3 separate regions of the Homo sapiens genome follow, and regions 1 and 2 are each linked to region 3. A link is a contact called in ENCODE Hi-C or POLR2A ChIA-PET data. All regions are on one chromosome and are shown on one strand. Each heading gives the region's core, a stretch centred on a gene start or an enhancer-like site at or near the end of the contact. The rest is flanking DNA. Distances are from core to core; before and after follow the strand shown. Region 1 has its middle 100 kb from the start of PTGER4. Region 2 has its middle 170 kb from the start of LINC00604. Region 3 has its middle 190 kb from the start of LINC02104.

What was found. Hi-C counts contacts between places; a loop is a spot of excess contacts on that map. ChIA-PET counts read pairs that join two places held with the same protein, here RNA polymerase II (POLR2A). Pooled maps may share reads with other maps.
Region 1: a loop to region 3 is called in a map of PC-3, with 3 times the contacts of the local background. The contact joins two enhancer-like sites. A Hi-C loop is called at or near these places in 1 of 168 maps with a recorded cell type or tissue (PC-3), 1 of 37 single-sample maps with no recorded cell type and 2 of 50 pooled maps.
Region 2: a map of PC-3 shows a loop between it and region 3 (3-fold over the local background). The contact joins two enhancer-like sites. A Hi-C loop is called at or near these places in 2 of 168 maps with a recorded cell type or tissue (PC-3 and endothelial cell of umbilical vein). POLR2A ChIA-PET finds 5 or more read pairs at or near these places in 1 of 52 experiments (H1).

What each region holds. Positions count from the first base shown.
Region 1 is chr5:40,576,241-40,580,645 of GRCh38, forward strand. No RefSeq gene overlaps it. Among named protein-coding and RNA genes, the nearest start is that of PTGER4, 100 kb to the right of the region's middle. RefSeq lists an enhancer at 2,327-2,486. Within about 2 kb of position 2,316, at least 4 of the 41 ENCODE cell types and tissues checked have a DNase peak (open chromatin) inside an H3K27ac peak, as active enhancers do; they include PC-3, where a contact is called at or near this core.
Region 2 is chr5:40,408,945-40,413,924 of GRCh38, forward strand. No RefSeq gene overlaps it. Among named protein-coding and RNA genes, the nearest start is that of LINC00604, 170 kb to the left of the region's middle. Within about 2 kb of position 1,472, at least 13 of the 41 ENCODE cell types and tissues checked have a DNase peak (open chromatin) inside an H3K27ac peak, as active enhancers do; they include PC-3, where a contact is called at or near this core.
Region 3 is chr5:39,711,800-39,716,705 of GRCh38, forward strand. No RefSeq gene overlaps it. Among named protein-coding and RNA genes, the nearest start is that of LINC02104, 190 kb to the left of the region's middle. Within about 2 kb of position 1,997, at least 3 of the 41 ENCODE cell types and tissues checked have a DNase peak (open chromatin) inside an H3K27ac peak, as active enhancers do; they include PC-3, where a contact is called at or near this core.

The DNA of each region.
Region 1 (4,405 bases), core at 1,066-3,565, 860 kb after region 3:
AAATGAATCCCAATTTCAGGAAGCGTGGACCATATGAGAAAGCTAGAAAACCCATGAAATTATAAAATAATACTACCAGATAGGAAACAATAACAATAATAATAAACAAGGTAACATACGTAAAGCACATTGAACAGTTTGGGGAACACTGTAAGCTCTCAATAATTAATAGTTATTATTATCATTATATTGCATAATAGGATTATCTCATCCCTTCTGTGGCTATGGATGAGACTGTTCCTTAAAAGTTAAAAGGTATACAGTAAAATAAAAATTATAATTTATCACTTTAACATTTAATAAATAGAAAATATTCCCTTAAGCCAGCAATCTGAAACAATTATTAGGAATCCTTCCTGAAAAGTGATTTATCTAATAATTATGATAGAATTTTCCATCTTTTCAATTCTGATGCTTTTTTAAGGAAAGGCAAAAATGTATTATGGACAAAATGAAAAACAGAAATAAGTTTTACCTTAAATATTTAGGAAGTTTTTCCTTTTGATTTAATGATGATAAAGGGGTGGTAAACAAAAGTACACAGACTTAACCTTGCAAAATTTCTCTCTTAACCCAGTCAAAAGGAAGACTGTTTTTTAAAATTTTAAACAGCCAAAATTACCCAAAAGGAAGACAGGAAAGTACAGAAGACACAGGAGTATCATTACATCATGATGGATGATAAGGAATAAAATGCTGTTGGCTTGCAAAGTGATAAAAAAATAACTATTTTACCTATGATATTGAGTTATATTTCATCAGATTCCTTCCCTTTCTCCCAAGTACTCCCTTGTCACACCATTAAGATCCTGAGTCATTTCAAAACATGGCAGGAGGTGTGGGGTGATATTAATAATAAATAAAAACACCCAGGATCTCTACTCCAATTTTCTCCACAAGAACACCAAGTAATCTCTATTATTTCATGACATCTTTTGCAAGAGGATACAGATGGGCATTATTACTCCTATTATATGGTTAGAGAACCTATGCAAGAAAACTGGACAAATAATTCTATATCATATTAGCTGAACTAGAATTATAACCCTTGTCTTTCTTGTATCTCTTAGTGAAGAGAAAAGAAGAGACGATTGGGAAAATATCAATTTTATAACCAATTTAAATAACAGTTTAACTGTTATCTAATACTAATTTAAATAACAATTTAAACTGTTCGTGTATGTGTTATAAAAGATTACTGGGAATTCCTTTAATACACATAATAAAACATGGTACATCCCAATTTCCATTTTGTAAATGTAATTTATGCATACAGGTACAATTTATAAGCATATAATTTTATGCATATAATTTATGCATAAAATGGAATGATACTATACATATTGTTTTATAGCCTATTCTTTTGGGGCAACACCATATTGTAAACAACTGTCATACTTCTACATGAACATTTGCAATGGCTGCAATGTGATCCACTCATAGATGTATCCTAATCTATTTATTTTTGGAAAAGTTTTTTCAAAGCCAGCGTGAATACTCTTCTTTGAAAAACACAGAAAGAAACTCCTCACAAAAAATATAGATTGATTCCTTTAAAAAATAATTACTGAGTACCTTTAGTATAGCAGACATTCTGGGGAAATCTCCATGAAAAGACACTCAAGTACCAAAAATTTAGGGAGAAGGGTAAGCAAACAAGCCAGCAATTACAACAGTATGTGGTCAGTCACCCTCGTAAACTAAGGTAACATTTTTTCTAAAAGTTAATATGGGTAAATATGTCAGAAGTTCTAAGACTGTAAATATCTCTTGCGCAGACAAATCCCCTGCTTAAAATTTATTATTAGGATGTAATGGGACAAGGTACAAAGATGGTGGTACAAGACATTTATTGTAGTTTGTTAAATAAAGCAAGAGAGAGGGAGCAAAGTAAATATCCATGAAAAGGGAATGGTTTAAATAAATTAGAAGGCATCGAAAGTGAATAGACCAAGGCCTTGAAAATGGTGATGCAGATGAGGGAACAATATTTGGGATACATTATTAAGATTTTTTTTAAAACAGGCTACATCAACATGTGTGTATGTGCATGCATTGGACGGATAAAATCCAAAATACTAGTAGTGGTTTTCTCTGGGTTATAAGGTTATTGGAGCCTTTTTTTTTTAATGTTCATAGAATTTTCTGATTTATATATAATGAACACAGAACGTTTATTCAAAGTCAAAATTAACATTGAACATTTTTAATAGAATGTGTTACATGAGAGCATACATACAGGGTTCTCTAGGATCCCTTAACAGCCTGAAGCTAAGAGGGAGCGTGGGGATGGCTTCTCAAATTAGTGACACTTATTTAAACTGAATCATCAAGGAAACATAGCAGTTAGCCAGTGATATACAAGGAAATGAGCACACCAGGATGAAGAAACAGCCTACGCAAAGCCGTGGAGGCCTGCACAGCACAGCCCCATCCAAGCAGTGTGAGTAGTTCACATGCTACAGAGAGCAAACTAATATCAGAACTAAAAGTGTCTGTGAGATTTTTAGTATATTCCATTTTTACCTACGCTTGAGTCATTTCTGACAAATAACAAAGGCAAAAGCCAGATGGTCACATGCTAAGGAATGAATGGGAGGTGAGAAAGTGTTGAAAGTAAACACAGGGAGGGGAACATCACACACAGAGGCCTGTCAGGGGGTGGGGGGCAAGGAGAGGGAGAGCATTAGGACAAATACCTAATGCACGCAGGGCTTAAAATCTAGATGGCAGGTTAATGGGTGCAGCAAACCACCATGGCACATATATACCTATGTAACACACCTGCACATTCTTCACACGTATCCCAGAACTTAAAGTAAAATAAAAAATAAATAAAGTAAGCAGGAATTCAAGAAGTGCCGATAAATAGTGAAAAGGGAGAGGGGTAACTAGAGTTGTGAGAAGGTTTTACTTTGAAGTGGGGAGAACTGAAAGATGCTAATAGGGGAAAGAACCAATATAGGGGGAGAGGTTGATTTAAAAGAAGGAGGAGGAGGAAGAGGAGGAGGAGGAGAAGAAAGGAATGGACAGACGTGATGATAGCTTAATGTTTCTATTTTGGGGCAGAAGGGGAGATCCAGAGAGGAGTGAAAGTGTAAGCAATTAGGCCAGGCAACATTGCAGGAAGTCATCTCTTGCTTCAAAAAACTACAAAAAGCCAATTCATAGAAAGAATCGTAACTTCAGTTTCCTAAAAGATAGGACCAGCAAGTAGCTATGACCAGAACAACCTAGAAAGTACTTAGTATAGTCAGCAAAATGTGGTAGAAACAGAACAGCACATTACTATCTCACCCCTGCATAACAACAAAAAATATTCTGTGACTTTTTATAACAACTCCTAAGGAAAAACATTATTGAAAAAAGTATAGAAGACAGAAACTAAAATGCTCAAGCAAATGGGAAGCACGTTCCAGCAGCAAAGAAAAATCAGATTTGGAATTTTCATGAAGAAATAACAAAACCTATTAAAAGACATGATTTAAGTTAGTGGCTTCTAGTCTTTCTAAGAAAATCTTTTTTAACATCAAAAATATTTGAGAACACAGGTGGTGGTAACTAAGCATTTAGTAATTATTGATTGAGAAAATACAATAGGATAAGAAGCATTCATAAGTTAGATAATTCTTTTTAATTAATTTTCATTTTATTAATCTCAGCATCTACATATTTTTGTATGTGTGTATTTATGAATATAAGTCATTATATTTTATTCCACCAAAGAAAATGTTTGGATACGCATATGAAATTGCAATTCCTTTGAAACCACTACCAACCACCATCCCATATCTGCCCAAACTACATTTGAGAACCACTATTCTAATTTATAAAACCCTGAATAGGATGAATATAAATCTCATCACTTAATACCCAAAAACTATAATTAAAACATGAAGCTCAAAAAAGGCATATTTAGAATATAGTTGTCTTTGGAAAGATTTGCAAATGTTACACAACTGAAACAGCATAAGATAAAAAATAGACATTGTTTTCGAAATGTTTACATAAGCCACTTTATGATATTTCTATAATGAATTTTAAAGTAAAAAGTAAAATTGCTTTGTCAGAGGCCATAGCCTTTGTGGTGACATCAGGGAGTAAGACAGTATTGTGCCATGATACTTGTTGGTGCTGCTGACCCAAATATATGATAAGGATTGTTGTAAATTCTCACATTTGTATCCTGACCAGGCATAGTGCAGAGGCACACATACCCTCAACATAATCCAGAATAAAGAGAAAATGAATGAGTCAATAAAAGCAGAGACAGAAACTGAAAGATAAAAATAGCTTTAAGACTAAATAATTTCACCATCCTGAAAATAACTTAAAAGTATAGAAAGAAAACTTAAAGGATCCTTTGACTTGCTTACATATTCTGAATATTAGCCCCTTATGAGAT
Region 2 (4,980 bases), core at 222-2,721, 700 kb after region 3:
GAAAAGCTAAGGAGAAAAGACATGAATCTCTTGCCTGCTGGCAAAGCTTCCCCAAACAGATATTCTTCCAAAGGCTGCATAGAAGCTGGATCATTGTAAATCTCTCCAACAAATATCTACTGAGTAACTGCTACAAGTACATCACTGTGTTAACCACTAAGGTTTTAATAATGATAAAAATATAATTTCTGCCCTGGGAAATTTTTCTCTCTTGTGTACCATTAGCAAATTAATATGTAAATTTTAAAATTGGTTTAAATCAGAGGTTGACAAACTTTTTCTGTAAAGAGCCAGAGAGTGAATGTTTCAGCTTTGTAGGCCAACTCTGCCAGTGTAGTGCAAAAACAACATTTTAGACAATACATAAACAAATGAAAGCAATGGAATCCCAATAAAACTTTATTTGTGGATGCCAAAATTGGAATTTCACATGATTTTCATGTGTCTTGAAATATTATTCTTCTTTTAATTGTTTTCAACAATTTGAAAATATAAAATTGGTCTTTAATACACAGGCTGTACAAGAGGCAGTGGGCTGAATTTGATCCTCAGGTATAGTTTGCCAACCTCTTTTTAAAATTCTTATCAGATGGGCCTAAAGCAGGTAGAACTTGCAAAAAGTTAAAGAGCATTATCAGACGAATTTAATGTTCTGGATTGTCATGGATACAAATAACCTGCCTTCTATTTCCAGTATTCTCCATGCATAAGGAAGGGCATGAACTTATAGCCTGCAAGAGCAGCTTAGAGTTTTACCAGGGAGGAGCTCTGGGAAGCATCAAGACCCCAGAGGAGGGGAGGACTCAGCCCAAGGAAGGAGAGAAGGAACCATAGAGATGAGTGGGAGGGCACGTCTGCAAAGGCAGCCGGATGTTGTGCAAACATTCAGCAAGAAGCACTCAAAGAGCGAAAGTGGGACTTCATGGAGAAAGAACAGTGTGACAATATTTTTTAAAAATTTTCCCCCTTTGTAAATTCCTAGTGCCTTCGAGTAAAGCTGTTCATGGAGCATATTTAAGACATCTAGAGCCAAGTAAATTGGAAGCACAGAAATGAATACAGAAGAAAATTTAGGACATCCTTTTTATTGAAAGGAGTTCATCAGGTTGCCACCTACCCTTCCTTTAAATTTTGCTATTCCACTTTATGCTGAAATAAGCTCATTTTGGCAAAAGACTTGCTAAAGACTTGATGCTTTGTATATTAATGTTTTGTATTTGCTTTGTTTTTATATAAAGAGCCTTCAAAAACTATTGTAAAAATTAAAAATATATGCAATAGATCTCCACAGTAACAGTGCACAAACATGCACCCTGCCCCACACCATCCGCCAAGTACGATTATATGATTGCTTAAATGAGCTAACTCAGAAGAAAAAGGAAGTCTGAGACACACACATTTCTACGCTTTGTATTCAGAGATGATGTGTCTCCTGGTGTATATTCCCCCTGCATCCTTCTCATGCTTTCAACGTCATGAAGGTATAAAAGTGTACTCCCTATCACCAGGGTAGCAGCCGTGACCTACATTTTCTTCATGTTCTGATGCTGTTTGTGGCTTCCTCTTCCCTTCAGGCAGCGCATGATGTCTTTGTTCAAAGCACTCTTTCCAATAGCTGATGACTTAGTGTCAGGCAAGTCCACAGCTGTTTCAATCATTCTGTCCACACAGACACCAAACAACAGGAATTAGGTATGCATGGAAACCAACCTAAGATAAGAGTAGTCTGCTCTGGGGAAAAAATAGAAAGTCATTTCACGATATACAGGCAACATTTTGTGTGATTTATTTGACATCAACTGGATGACTAATCGCTGTGGATTTCTTTTCACTCAGATCACATGATTCTTCTCTAGGGTCTCAATCAACTATTTCCATTTTGCTTAACGTAAAAAAATCAGAAGCCTCCAACAGTCAACAGTACCATTTTTAAAGTAAATTTTGTACACCTCCCCCACTCCCCAATCATGCCCTTTTTAATTACTGCTTTCGCTCTCATTAAAAGAATATAAGTTTAAAATTTCGAATGTGGATGTCAAGTTTTGCTGTTATCTTTAGTGTTGTTTTCTATATGAATGAGCCTAGCTTTCACACTATGGACACAGCCTGTTTAGACAAGAGCAGTGCTTATGTAATCATAGCTTCCCAAACCACAGCAACAGCACAAATTTGGCAGCTAGAAGGAAGGAAGTGAGGGTGGGGAAGGGAAAAGGAAAGAAAGGGAGTTTCTGTTTCAATCAAAGATATATTTGGCTCATATTTCCACCTCTTTTAACTGAGATTCCAACTCTACAGGAGGTCCTCTCCACTCATCCCTCCATGCCTGACCTGAGGAGCAGCTTGGCTTTTCCCTCGCTAAGGGAAAAACCTTTAGTACCTTCCTTCTCTACAAACATTAGAAACAGCTTAATCAAGTTGTCCTCAGGCAACAAGGATACTTCAGGCTTTCCAGGTATGACACAGCCTCTTCCCCTCCTATCTGCTAGCCAGCTAACAGCTCTTCCACTACTAGTGCTCTGCCAGTGTGCGTGACTGCCAAAGGCATCTCACTGGCCAAGTGGAAGGAAGCTTTCCTTCCAAGTCAAACATCCAGTCTTCAATGAATAAGCCCTATGTGCTGAAACATGCCTCTTTTCCCCAGTCACCTTACTCTTTAGGAAACTGTGGTAGGCAAGTAAAGACTCCCCAAAATACTTATATTCATATCCTACTCCCTGGAACCTATGAATATGTTGGGTTACATGGAAAAAGGGAACCAAGATGGAATTGAGGTTTCTAATAAGCTGACTTTAGAATAGAGAGATCATCCTCCATTATCTGAGTGGGCACAACATAATCACAAGGGTTCTTAAAAGTGGAAGAGAAAGACAGAAGAGAAGATCAAAGTGATACCATGTGAACAGAACTCAACCAGCCATTGCTGGCTTTGAAGATGGAGAAAGGGGACCATGAGGAAAGGAATGTGGGCAGCCTCTAAAAGTTGGAAAAAGCAAAGAAGAGGATTCTCCCCTAGAGCTTCCAGAAATGTACACAGCCCTGCTGATGCTTTGAGTTTAGCCCAGTAAGACCTGTATCAGACTTCCTACCTGCAGAACTGTAAGACTATAAATTTGTGTTGCTTTAGCTACTAAGTTTGTGGTAATTGTTATAGTAGCAATTAAAAACTAATACAAAAACCATTGGTTCAAGGCAAGTCCATACTGCTTGGGAAGCCACCTTCCATTTATCAAAGACTCTCCATTGAGGCCCAGGTGCACAGCTCATTCCATCTGGGCATGTGGTTCCAAGTCTCTCCATTGTACCCTGGAGATTGACACCAGACCACATCTGCACTGCCATTGCTTACATTTTTCTTTCATGTTGGTCTTCCCTAGAAATTTAAAGAATTACAGATCAAGAAAAGCTGGATGCAGTGTTGCACACCTGCAGTCCCAGCTACTTGGGACTTGGGAGGCTGAGGTGGGAGGATTGTTTGAGCCCGAGAATTTGAGTCCAGCCTAGGCAACATAGCAAGACCTGATCTCTAAAACATAATTAAAACAAAAACAAAAACAAACAAACAAAAAAAACAAGCTCTAAGTGGCATGAAGTTCATGGCTTTGCCTCCATAAGAACTTGTCTTAATATGAAAATCTCTTTGTTTAGCAAAAGCATAAATGAGTTTTCCAGAAAACCAGCCCTTTACTAGTGATATAGTGCAGGGTGAAGGTCTAGACCCCAGGGCCTTCTGCTCTGAGAAGATCAGACTGCTCAGGTCCAGACAATCCTGGCTATTTCTCACAAGCTATAGGAGGAGACAAGTTATTTAACACCTTACTTCTCTATTTTCCCATGTGTAAAATGGGAAAGGTAATAATATCTACTACATAGGGTAGTTGTAAGATGAAATAAGTTAATTCATATAAGAAGCTTAGAGCAGTACCTGGCACAGAGCAAGTCTCTTTGATCACCGTCATACTTTGTCATGTCTTTGGTTCTCCCATCATCATGATTTTGCATATCCTGATAGCATCTGTTCTTGCCAAAGGTCTGACTTTCCAACACACACTTTCCAAAAGGAAATAAAATGATGTACTTGTTTCCAGTGGCCATCCAAATGTAAAATCCATGTTTGGAAAACTTTGCAATGCTTCTTTTATACTTCTAAGTGCCCCTTGATTAAGGTTAAAGTAAGTTCCTCCAGTGGTTTTAAAGCATAGGTCACTCAAAATTAACTCCCATAAGCTATTTTACAAACTTCCTTTTGAGAAGTAATTCCTCAAAATGTAAAAGGCAGAATATTAGCTTCAAAAGTACGTGGAGTATTCATTAAAATGTAAACTATTGGGCTTTACTGAAGATTTAACGGAGGCCCACAAGTCTGAATATTAACAAACATATTACATATAGCATGTGATTGTTATGCATACAAAGGTTAAGAATCATTGCCTTAACATATCTTTAGTTTAAAGCCTACCCTAATTTTATTATACTAGATAGTTTGGCAGGTAAAAACAACTAAAAAAAAAGGCCAGGTTTAGCAGATTTGTACATCATTCTCTCATAAGATGTTTAAAGCAAATCAGCCATTTACTTTCTCAAGAAAGAGAAATAGGAAGGCCTGGCATAGTAAAAAAAAGTGATTCACTAAAAGAGAAGTGCATTTATTATCTTCTCATAGCACAGACACAACTGTATGTGTGTCTGTGTATATACATGTAAAATATATACACATATGGATATAGAACAAGTGAGTTTTATAATGCAGTCTTTGCAACACAATTATATGTGGTTTTCACAATGGACCTTCCATTATCAAAATCTAGATTCTAATATTGGAGTATTTGAAAAGAACCCACGTATGATAATAATATTGAAAATGCTACTTGTAACTGAATGCAATCCTTATTAACTTTCCTTTAACTTGTGATATAATTGACATACAATTATCAGCTCATAAAACGAAAAGAACATTGCCTCAGCATGTATATTGTGAAATAA
Region 3 (4,906 bases), core at 747-3,246:
GTTGCCACTGAAAGTAATGGCAAACTGCAATTACTTCTGCACCAGACTAATATTATTATTATTATTATTATTATTATTATTATTAACTATAGTTACCATGCTGTACATTTGATCTCCAGAATTTATTCATCTTATACTGAAAGCTTGTACTCTTTGACCAATCCCCCCTTTCCCTAATCCCCCAGCCCTTGGCAACCATCTCCAGTCTCTGTTTCTATGAGTTTCTCTTCAGATTCCACATGTAAGTGAGATCATGTGGTATTTGTCTTGCAGTGTCTGGCTTATTTCACTTAGGATAATGTCCTCTAAGTTCATCCATGGCAGGATTTCCTTCTCTTTTAAGGTTGAATAATATTTCATTGTATATAAACATAAATATAAATACACACACACCATTTTTTCTTTATCCATTCATTCATCAATGGACACAAGTTGTTTCCCTTTTGGCTATTGTGAATAAACTGCAGTGAAAATAGAAGTGAAGATATATTTTCAAGAACTGTTTTTAATTCCTTTGGATACATACTCAGCAGTGAGGTGGGATTGCTGGATCATATTGTAGCTCTATTTTTAATTTTTTGAGGAACCTGTATACTCTTTTTTATAATAGCTATAGCAATTTAGAATCCTATCAACAGTATAAGGGTTTCTTTTCTCCACATTCTTGCCAACACTTGTCATTTGGCTTTTTGATAATAGCCATCCTAAGAAGTGTGAGGTGATGCCTCATTGTGGTTTTGATTTGCATTTTCCTGATGATTAATGATGTTGAGCACAGCACTTTTTCATACATTATAAAGCTACAGTAATCAAAACTGTATGTTACTGTCACAAAAACCAACACATAAACCAACAGAATAGAATGGAGAGTTCAGAAATAAAGCCATGCATGGGTACAAAAGTACTAAGGATACACAAGGGGAAAGCATAGTCTCTTCAGTAAATGGTGCTTGGAAAACCAGATAACCATATGCAAGAGAATAAAATTGGATTCTTATCTTACACAATACACAAAGTTCAACTCAAAATAGCCTTATACATACATAATATCTGAAGTCGTAAATATCCTAGAGGAAAACACAAGAAAAGCTTCATGACATTAGTCTTGACAATGATTTTATGAATATGACCCTCAAAGCATAGGTAATGAAAAACAAATATAAACAAGTGGGTCTACATCAAACTACAAAGTGTTTGCACAGCACAGGAAACAAACAACAAAATGAAAAGGCAACCTACAGGATGGAAGAAAATATTTACAAACCATATATACAATACATGACTAATAGCCGAAATACGTAAGGAAGTCACGAAAATCAATAGAAAAACATGCGAACAAACACAAGCACCTAAATAAAAATGTGGGTGAAGGGCCTGAATAAACCTTTTTTTAAAGGTCACATGCAAATGACCAACAGATATCTGAAAAAGTGCTCAAAACCAAAGCTCTGTTTTGTCCAGTATCCCCACTCCTATCACAGAGAAATTTGTCACCTTACCTGACAAAAAAAATGAGATCATTTCATCAGCCTCAAAATAAAGGACCCAAGAATATATTCCCAACCAATGTGGGAAATCCCTGCTGGTAGAAGACCATCCAGCAAGTGACGTCATCACCAGAAAGGCATTAAGGGACACAGTTTAAATGTTGCAAAGGATTTTAAAAGAATCAGGAGTGAGATAACACTCAGAAATAATTTTTAGTTTTATTATGTAAGATAATATTACTTTGTCAATGTAAGAAAATATTTTTGTCTTTCAGAGTAGATGCTATATTTGGTTCTGCCTCCCACTCCCCCCACCACTATCCTACTTTATTTCACAGAGGAGTCATTTTGTGGCCTCACAAGAGAGTTGGCCAATTCTGCTGAAAGATTGGCATTGACATTTGCTTGTGGGAGTGCCTGAGGACAGAGAAACCTCCCAGCTTGCATGACTAGGTTGGATAACTTCTTCTTCCTGTTTGCCAATAAACATTATGTTTGGCAGAAAACGGTTAAAGATTTGCTCCTATTGCAGCAGGCTGCCTGTTAATGAGAGGGATGTAGTCTTCCCTTCCCATAGCTGGAGTCTTTTAACACATACTGAAAAAAGACTTCATAGCTTCTAAAGGATCAAATTGGCTTATGTCAGTTTATAACAATAGGATTTTATCATTGACTGGCCATACTGACCTAGTAGTAATAAGATACTTTTCTTCCCGAGCTGTCTCTGAAATAGTAGCTGCTTCATGAACATCTTGTCTGATGAATTATTTTCTTAAATGACTCTCTTTTCTCTCAAAATCTGAAGGTGTTCTAAAAATACTAGCAGTTTAATCCAAGGTCCATTTTGCAAGGACTCTCAGTCAGCATATTTTACAGAGAGAATGGCTGGTGGAGTCATTTTACTAGAAGACATGACATGGCTTGAATTCCCAAATCAGATCACTGCAGGCCAGGTAGCAGGTCTTCTCTTAGCACTTTTCTCTTCACCTTTCCATGCAGCAGAGGGCAGTAGTGAACTGTGCATTTTTCTATGCTTTATTTCCTTTTGAAACATAAGCCAAATACATACAAGAATAATAATACATTTAAAAAATAATATTTAAACTATTCCACATGTATAGTATTTTTGCTTCACTGAACAAACGAATTTACCTGGGCCACAATCCAATAGATAGTAGCTAATTTTAGACTTCAGACTTGTGCTTGTTTGGACAACTTAGAATTTGAGTATAATGTTATATTGCAACTAGTCGTTAACAAATCAGGTGTGAGAAGAAATTAGACATTTCAGTGTTTTCTGAGAAACACAATTTCCTTAAGGAAATGTTGTGGCATAAATGTATTTTAGCTATATTTTAGGCTTAAAACATTGTGTTCTTCAAGGAAAATATCAAATCTTTCACAAAATTCTATCTTCTTTAAAAGTCTTTTTAATAAATTAAATAAAAATGATGTTTATTGTCAAACAACTACATGTATGGAACTAAAAAATTAGAGTTATGCAGTAGGAAAAAAAGCCCTCTGACTCACTTTTTGGTACTCACTATTTCTGTTTACCTGGGCTAGTCAATTTTAGCTTTTTAAAAGTTTCTTATTTTCTGGTATTTACCTATGTATTTGAAAATATCATGTTTATCCTAATATTTCCTTATTTTTTGTCTTAAATGTCATCTGTTGTCTTCCTAGTAAATAAGATGAAAAGTTAGCTCTTTTATACTCCTCTCTAATATCTCCTCTCCATATTCTTCCAAAATATCATTTAAAATTATTCAATCTTGGACCTTGTGCTTCACTCGTAGTAGGCAATTATTAACTATATATCTACTTGCAGGATATTTGAACCACTGAAAGGGGTTTCCAATAAAGAAAAGGTTATTCACATATATTTTAAAACATATGGAATGCAGCTAAGGCTGTGTTTAAGGCAACCTACAGGATGGAAGGCAACCTACAGGATGGAAGGAAAATTTGGAACTCAATCTTTTTTATGTCAATTTTTCCAAAATTGATCTATGGCTTGAATACAATCTCAATCAAAATTCCATCTTTTTTTGAAAATTTGTGCACTTTCTATAATGCAGATCCAGTATACTTATGGTAATCTCAAAAGAGAACAAATGAAAGCTATACAGTACCAGATGTAAAGACCTGTTACAAAAGCACAGCAATTAAGACAATGTAAGATTAGTACAAGCACAATCATACCAATGAACTAAAATATAGAGCCCAGAGACAGTTCCATACATGATATATGAGATGATATGTGACAAAAGCATTGTCGCAGTTCTGCGAGTTAGAAAGATCTAGGTCAACTGGAAATCTATATGGGAAATATGTACTTTGACCTACGATATATGGGATAGGCAAAAATTAGGGGTATATCATATACCTAAATATAAAAAGAAAAACAATAATTCTTCCTGAAGAAAATAGGGGAAAATCTTTAAGACCTTTAAATAGTTGGTGTTTCATGAAGATCTTCTTAAACAAAGATTTCTCGAACAGTGTGAAAACTCACACCATACAAAAAAGATTATAAGTGAACTGCATTAAAATTAAGAATTTATTTTTATTCAAATACATTTTAACATTAAGTGTTAAAAAGCAAAGCATAGACTCATATTTGATAAATTGTATTCAGAATAAAGAGCTCCTACAAAACAATAATAATAAAAAGACTGACAATTGATTTTTTGTTTTTTGTTTTTTTGGTTTAGATGGAGTCTCACTCTGTCGCCAACCTGAGGCTCTCGGCTCACTGCCACCTCCACCTCCCGGGTTCAAGCGATTCTCCTGCTTCAGCCTCCCGAGTAGCTGGGACTACAGGCACGCACCACCACGCCCGGCTAATTTTTGTATTTTTAGTAGAGACGGGGTTTCACCATGTTGGCCAGGATGGTCTCCATCTCTTCACCTCGCTATCCACCCACCTTGGCCTCCCAAAGTGCTGGGATTACAGGTGTGAGCCACCGCGCCTCACCTGACAATTGATTTTTTTAGAAAACAGGCAAAGACTCCTCACAAGAGAGTGTATTCCAATGATCAATAAGGATAACAAAAGGGATGTGCAAATGGCTAGGTACAATTGATTAGAGAATTGCAAATTAAAGTACAGTGAAATACAGATACACGTCTATCACAAGAGCTGAAGTTAGAGACTGTCAATGCCAACAAGGATGTGGACCAGCCAAAGAAAGTGTAAATAGTAGGAGCAAAGAGCCAGCACTACCCTTAGGCTAGGATAGCTGAAAGACAAGACCTCCTGGAAGTCCATTGGAAGAGAAACCCAGCAACTGCCACCTAAGGCCCAGTAGGGAGGGAACTTTCCTCTGCTAGCCAGTCTGTACCTTCCATTAAACAAACTAAATTGGAAGCCAGAGGGCGCTGGGTGCAGCTGATGCAATCTATAAGGTCAGACT